3 separate regions of the Mus musculus genome follow, and all the other regions are linked to region 1. The links are chromatin loops, found by intact Hi-C in ENCODE. Cell type or tissue: left cerebral cortex. All regions are shown on one strand. Region 1 holds the start of Iqschfp (Iqcj and Schip1 fusion protein). Region 2 overlaps Iqschfp (Iqcj and Schip1 fusion protein). Region 3 has its middle 63 kb from the start of Mfsd1.

What was found. Peaks named below come from ENCODE experiments on the same cell type or tissue, not always from the same donor. Only the 100,000 strongest peaks of a DNase experiment are listed, where the experiment ranks them.
Region 2: it touches region 1 in a loop (4-fold over the local background); 4 of 42 quality-filtered maps call a loop at or near these places.
Region 3: a loop joins it to region 1, with 2.8 times the contacts of the local background. A loop is called at or near these places in 2 of 42 quality-filtered maps.

The regions. Positions count from the first base shown.
Region 1 is chr3:67,891,000-67,893,499 of GRCm38, forward strand. Iqschfp (Iqcj and Schip1 fusion protein) reads left to right here and starts at 1,221. Exons shown (of 11, transcript NM_001113419.2): 1 at 1,221-1,322. The coding sequence starts at 1,314. It overlaps Iqcj (IQ motif containing J), which reads left to right and starts at 1,221. Exons shown (of 4, transcript NM_177585.3): 1 at 1,221-1,322. The coding sequence starts at 1,314. In left cerebral cortex, no CTCF peak of the experiment used is centred here; DNase peaks (open chromatin) are centred at 1,205 and 1,986; H3K4me3 peaks cover 1,610 bases; H3K27ac peaks cover 740 bases.
Region 2 is chr3:68,041,768-68,044,267 of GRCm38, forward strand. The region is part of intron 2 of Iqschfp (Iqcj and Schip1 fusion protein); the gene reads left to right. All of the region lies in intron 2 of Iqcj (IQ motif containing J), which reads left to right. Among named protein-coding and RNA genes, the nearest start is that of Schip1, 22 kb to the right of the region's middle. In left cerebral cortex, no CTCF peak of the experiment used is centred here; DNase peaks (open chromatin) are centred at 1,399 and 2,356.
Region 3 is chr3:67,644,266-67,646,765 of GRCm38, forward strand. No RefSeq gene overlaps it. Among named protein-coding and RNA genes, the nearest start is that of Mfsd1, 63 kb to the left of the region's middle. In left cerebral cortex, no CTCF peak of the experiment used is centred here; a DNase peak (open chromatin) is centred at 1,416.

The DNA of each region.
Region 1 (2,500 bases):
TTAATTCCACCACAGATTTATTACCGGTAAGTGTGGCCTTGGAAAGAATTACACTCACATTCACCCTGGGCGTTTTATCCCTGAGCTTCTCAGAGATGCTCGTGTAAAACAAATAAGAACAGTTTCCCACCTCCTCCTCCTTCCTCCCATCAATAGCATATTCACTATCACATCCAGCCAAATGGCCATTTGCAAGGTTAGATAGGTAGTTAAGCCACACAGGCACAATGTAATATGACAACATTCCTCATGGTAATATCATCCTCTGCTCATTACATTTGAATATAGATTGCCAGAGCACAATGCCTGCTGACCCTGCTCTCTGTCTGATGTTAGGTTCTTCAGACAAGGTGAAGTCCATGTGTGCTCCTCAGAAATTATTAGCCTCCTTGGTAGCCTAACAAAATCGTGGTTATTGTCCTTAAGAACTTAATTTGCTCAAGATCTTTTCTTACCATCCTTAATTATGGATATATTCATGGGTGTGAACCACCTGCCTGCTCAGGGCATTGCATAGCTGCATCTGTGATGTACCTACCACTTAATGGGTCAGGGCTCCTTCTTTATACTCTCTGTGCTTCAAACTCTATGTTCACGTAACAGCACTCTGCTCAGCTTCTGAGAATTAAGAGGTTATTTTTCAGGATTTTTATCTGAACTAAACACCAGTGGCTATTCAGAAGAAATGGGAGCTCTGTAAGTAAACCTATGTATTTATATGTGTAAAGTGCACTATAAAAAGAAGCAATAAATCCAGTTTTCTACATAAAAAGGAATTAGATTTTTCCAGTTTACCTCTGCACTGGGATTAATGAAACACACAACAAATAGCTCAGGGAACAATCCATTTGAAGTTTGTAAAGGCATCTTGGGAAGCTGGCTGGAGTAGCCTTTTTGATATTTTTCCAACAAGAATTTCTGTTAATTTTTTTTTATTCGCTCCTGAATCCTGAATGGCTGTTTTCCAATGAGCTCAGCTATTACCTGCCCATTTCTGCGTGGCTGAGCAAATTCGCTGGGAAATCCAAGTTTCTCTTCATTTCCATCAACCATCCATCTCCAAATTACACAGAATTCATTCCTGAGTTGGAGAGGTGCCAGAAGTTTCTCGTCTCCCTGTCTGTGGGCTGCCTTTTTCTTTCTCCTCTTTGAGGCTCTCTGATGCTTAGAGCGAGCTCAACTCAAAGGTTTCCAGCCTCACACTCGCTTCACATTCCCCCACAGTGACACCGGGCTCTGTGCTTCCGAGGAACACCGTGCGCCAGCCTCTGATTCAGTCTCCTCTCACCTGCAGGTGCTCTAGAAACTTCAAAATGCGACTGGTAACGTATTTGCTTCTCCGGCACGCCACTTCTCTGTGCAATAGATGTGGCTGCTTACCTTTTTTTATCCCTAAAGATCTCTCTCTCTCTTGAATAACATGCATGCAAAAGCCGGTGAAAGGGGGCTTACAGACCAGGGGATTAATTGCAGCTCTTGGTGTGCGTGTGCATGCATGCTTGTTAATAAAGGCATGTGTCTAGAAATACGGGTAATTTATGTGCACATATGTCTGTTCAGGCAGATTTCACTAAGAGTCTTGTTGAAAGCAGTACTTTTTATGCGTAGCCAGGCTTTCTAATTAGATCTGGAAACATCTCACACATCAGCAGCAAGTATAAGAAAAATACATTCTTACACCATGCAGATAGCATATTTTAGATAGCTATTCAAAACCTTTCTTTTTTTTTTCTTAAAACAAATGAAAGGGGTGTGTGTGTGTGTGTGTGTGTGTGTGTGTGTGTGTGTAGGGGGATGGGGATGGGGGGTTTGAAGATTTTCAGAGAAGAGTTACCTGGCTGCTGCAGAGATTTCCACACCATGTCACCTGCCTTCTTAAAAGTCAGCAATCGCTTAGGAAGAGATGTGACTGTGCTCCGGAGTAAGCCCGGGGGACGGTGAGCTGCAGTGTTCAGCAGGCATCTTAGCTACTCTAGATATTAGTGCTCCGGCGAGAAGTAGACAGAGTGGCTTTGCCGGAGCTGAATCCAGTAATGTATTTTGGTGCTTGTAGGGATAACGTTTATGCTGTACCCAGGATGCGCCTGCGGTTCTTGAACTCCCAGAAAGCTGCATGAGTGTGTGGGCTCCATAAATCACAATACTTATTTTCTAGTGTTGAAAGTTAGATTCTAAAATTAAGAAATTACTTAGCAATTAATAATGCATTCGGCAGCCCTGGTCTCATTGCGGGGAGATTTACATCCTCGGGACTTGGTCCTCTAGTTATAAAGACAAATGATTTAAAGTGCAGGCTTAATTGCTATTTCAAATCCTTAGGCTGGGGAGAGCTTGCACTACTTTATTTAAAAGGCTTGTTTTGAAGAACAAGCATGTGAGTATGTAATTGTAGTGGTGGGCTAATTATGATTGTAATGTGTTGAGTGCCCAAGAGAAACAACTTCTCTTGAGCATTGCTCCCTGAGGTGACAACAGCTTGCTTCCTTCTCTTTGTCATTTT
Region 2 (2,500 bases), 150 kb after region 1:
AATTTTATAAGGATTCTAAAGCTTTGATATGTTTAGCTGATTTAAAAAAAAACAAACCATGTGCTGTCAAGACAAAGGAAGAGAATGTAGCCATCCTATGCTGGGACTTACAGTGGAGTCTATATTGCTAAGGGTTAGCACATAATTTTTCGTTCAACTCTGATGTGACCTTTGATTTAGGCAGGGTTCTGACCTTTTTGCAGATAAAGGAGGTTTCAGTAATTTCTCCAAGTTACTTATCCTCAGCTGGTGTGTGAAGTTGACAGTGAAAGCTGGGTCTGGAGGCCTCCCGAGCCCTCATGTCAACAACCACCAGCTGAGTCCTCATGAACTGGCAACAGGCATGGGGAGTCTTGCATGGTTCTGGGCACTAGGAAAGAATGTTAGTATTCCTGAGAATACAAAAGTAGGTAATGACAACCATGAGAGCTCTCAAAGCACATACACTACTACAAAGAAGTAAGCCCGAGTAGCTTGGGAGGATAAAAACGAGTCTCAGAAGGAACACAATGGATGGTCGCTAAGGAGCAGCTATAAGTTCCTCCTCTGTTCCAGAAAGCAGAACATGGATTAGTGAACAGGGTTTACAGAAGCAGCCATGTTATTGAAACAGATGACAACCATTTTGAAATGCCAGCCTGCACCACGCCAGAGCAGACATTTTTTTTTTTTTTTTTTTTTTTTTTTTTTTTTTGGTTTTTCGAGACAGGGTTTCTCTGTATAGCCCTGGCTGTCCTGGAGCTCACTTTGTAGACCAGGCTGGCCTCGAACTCAGAAATACGCCTGCCTCTGCCTCCCGAGTGCTGGGATTAAAGGCGTGCGCCACCACGCCCGGCGCAGACATTTTTGTTAAGAAATGAGGTGACAGGTACAAGGAGTGCCTTAGGAGAGAAGAGGTGAAAACACCCAGGATGTGGAAAACATCCCTATAAATGGAACACCTGAGGTGCGAGTTCTCTTTCTCTCTTTCCCTTGCTTTGTGAATCAGGATCCATCATTTAACCACCCACGTCCCTGATGATGTAAAAAGAGATAACCCAGGACATATGACACCTTCACTGTCAGCCCCCTTCCCTTCCCATGTGGGTGGGTGTTTGGACAGGGCATCTCAGGTTTTTCCATGTCTGTGGTGTACGGCCTTGCCATGTCATCTACTGAAGGACAGTGTCTCACTGTTGATTAGATGAAGATTCTGAGTTACACACACATTTGAGTTAGGGCATTATTGTTATGCCTGGTCTCATAATATAAGTAAATAAGAATGCAGAAACTTATTCACTATGAAAATACCATGGAGTTTTTAAAAAGTAGAATTTCCTTATGACCTAGAATTCCCATTACAAGATATATCCAAGGGAACTGAAAACAGTCTGTCAAGAGATGTTGTACTCTCCTGTAGGCTGCAGCATGACTCAGAATCACCATGACATAGAGACAGCCCCAGGGGCAGTGGATAGATAAAGAAAATGTGGCACACAGACAGAATGGAATATTATGCATCTACAGAAGCATAAAATCCCGTCATTAGTTATAATATGGATAAGTTTGGAGAAATTGCATGAATAAGCAATCCGGATACTGAAGGAACTCTTTAGATCATCATCTGTGTAATTTAAAATAGTTGATCATATGAAAGTGGAGAAGTAGAATGGAAATTTCCAAGTGCTTGGGAGGGACGGTTTGGGGGCAGAGAAAGGGGAAATAGGTACTGTCTTCGTTACCGTTGAATGGGAACAAGAGGTTCCTATCTATCTATCTATTCCTTTGCGATAGCATCTCTCCTGAGACCTGAGACCCATGTTTTCTTAGCTGGGATGGAAGTGTAAGGGCCCCAGAGCTCTTGCTTTCTCCAGAACATTGCATCTGAGGTTACACACATGCTCAGACTCTAGGTTTGTCCCATGAGTGCTGGGATCTGATTTCTAGGCTCCGTGGTAGCAGGTCAAGCAGGCAGCATTTTTAACAGCTGAGCCACATGCCAACCCTAAAATGTCCAAGTTTCCTTGATTAGTTGAAAAAAAAAACCTTATATTTAAAAAAAAAATCTTTTCTTACCAGCACTTTCACTGGCTATATGTAAACAGTAAAGATTTTAGCTCATCCTAGAAAGAATTTTCTTCTAGTAATGACATTAGGGCTACATCATACTTCTTTTGCCTAGAGAGAGAGAGAGAGAGAGAGAGAGAGAGAGAGAGAGAGAGAGCTTATGGAAAATGTCCTGGCTCAAGCCCCACTGCAGACAAATAGAATCTGGAACCCTGGAAGCAGCATCTAAGAGCTCCCTTCAAGTGGTTCTGAGGGGGATCTGGGGTGAGGATGTGCGTAGGCGCATCCCAGTCTGCAGTTTCTCAGCAAACTCCCAAGCAGCCCCATTCTCTGAGGAGGCAGTGCCTCTCTGATGTTCAGCCCATACACTTAGTCAACCTGGCTACATCCATTTTTCATTATTGATTTAAATGTAGGAAATGAACTCCAAAAGTTTTTTTCTCCCTTTCTAATT
Region 3 (2,500 bases), 250 kb before region 1:
AACATGTTTTTTAATTATAAAAGCATGTAAGACCACAAGTTTACACAAACACACAATGAACATCCATGAAAGATAAACATGCATTTGGAGATGTTTGCCTCTTGAGAAAGGAGAAAAACAGCAGGATCAATGTATATCTGTAATGTTTTATTTCTAAAAAAATTTGAGCAAGCACAAGAAAGAAAAAATATCTTAGAATATGAATGTTGACTAAACTTTGGTGGTGGGCACAGGGGTCTTTACAATAGCTTCTTCATATTTTTGGCATATAGGGACTATTTAATCTATTTACTGATATTTAACCCTCTCCCTTCCCCCAATGACTTCAGACAGACAGAATAGCATTGCTGTAGGCTACTGAGCTCATTTCATGAACTTTTGAGAAGGTGAGCCTTCTTTTTAGGTTGAAAATACTACCTTATGTTCTGATTCAAGATATCTTTTGGAAAAAGCCAGACTCTCAGGGCCTTTTGGTTTATAATGGTTTGTTTTACTATTCACAAGACTCCTCTCTTGCACCGGCCCCTCCCTGCAGTCTCTTGCTGTCTTCTGGGGCCCTGGTCCCACTGTGGCCAGCATCCTTGTAGCATTCCTTCTTACCCAGCCTGCTGGGATTCCCACCAGGCCTCTCTCCCTGTTCCCTCCCACTGGTCAGAGACCTCTGCCTGCTGCCTACCTGACTCTCCACACACCAGAACTGTGTGTTCCTACACACGGGAACTCATTGTGGTTGTGGCAACCTATGTGCACAAGACCTAGCTAGCTAAAACCTCATTTCCCCTCAGCTTCAGGCAGGCTCTAGAATGTTCTCCAAGGGAGCCTTCCTTGACTTCTTTGCTAGGATCTTCACTGGGCTCGATGCCTGCTGGATCCCTAGTTTTAGGCAGGTTCCAAGGATATATGAACAAAGCGTGTTTATTACTCTCACTAGGCTGAAGTTCCAGCTGTGGAGATTAAACAGAAGTAGCTCACCACACTATAGACTTACATATCCCTCCTTAGGAATGGCGACAACTATCCTTCTATTTTTGCTACATGTAAAACAATGATAGATATCAAAAATTTCCTTACTAGACTAATAGAAATTCCTGCCACATATCTTTGGACATACTAAAACGTAACATTGCTTTGCATTAGTTACATATAATATGAAGCATATGTTGCTTCATGAATGACATACTTTTAGTTATTTTAAGTTGGTTACTTATAAAGTAGATTATTTAATAACAATTCAGGAGTCTGTGTTGATGATACATTCTCAAGAATTCCGGTTGAGTAGTTAGTAGTGACAAGCATTGTACACAGGAAGGAAAACACACATTCTAAGAGAGGTTCATATAAGGAGACGTTTTAAGCTAACGAGTTTAAAGTCAAGGGTAATTTTTTGATGGTTTTATTGTGGCAGGCTGTTCTGTGGGATGGATTCATAGGGTGGTGTTAAAATCAGAATCCTCTAAGCCTAATCATGCAAGTGAAAATTTATGTAGTGTTTCTCTTGCTTTTGTGTAAGAGGCTGGATGTCTACAGATCTTAATAGGGCATATCTAATAACATGTTAATAACTCATGAATCGCTGGCTTTGGACTGCAGACCTTGAATGAAAGGGTCCTCATGAATTATACATGCCTGACAAATAGGTGATACATTTTTCAAATCACACAGGCTCTTCAGAAGAAAGAATGCTCTGTGAATTAAAGAAAATCGATATGCGTTGATTGATAGATATTCCACTAGAAAACACATTCTCTATGCTGCCTCAGACAATGGGGCGCCTGAGTTTCAAGACCGCTGTTATCCAAAGCTGGAGTGAGGCTGGTGTGGGAGGTTTTGTGTGATCTGGGTGAGATGCACAGCTCACCCCAGAGGCCCAGTCCCAGCCTTAGTCCAGCCCTCACCCTTGCTCCCCAAATCCTGAGGCCAGTAGATTGGCCTTCTCTCTCTCTCTCTCTCTCTCTCTCTCTCTCTCTCTCTCTCTCTCTCCTTCCCTAGGTGACAGACTGTGACTCTGTCCCAGTCTCACTGGGACCCTGAGAGGCTTAATTTGTCAGTGTTGGATGTGTGCTGCGAAGATGAGAAGTGCACGCTCATTTTAAGTAACATTATTGATTCAGCCTTTCCTTGTGGTGAATATAAAATTCTCCACAGATCAAGTAATGGCTCAACATTGCATAAAGAGCCAAGAATCCCTGGCAGGGGGGAGGCGGTTTGTGTTTTCTCTCAGGAAAATTGATGTCTATAAAATGCCTCCAGTTTTTCTGGGAAAAAAAGACATTATTACATGATTTAAATTGATCATCTTGTTATTGTGCTTTTATTAGCTTGTTGGAATATTTTCTTTTAATTGTTTTGGTTTGTTTGTTTTTTTTTTTTTTAGTAATTATCGAAAGTAAATTTGAGCCAGTAAACCCTTCATATTGAGAAAGATCTGGATAGGAACTGATTTTCTTTATGTATTTTTGGTTGTGTTATCCATAAAATAATAGGAAAAAATATATACAAA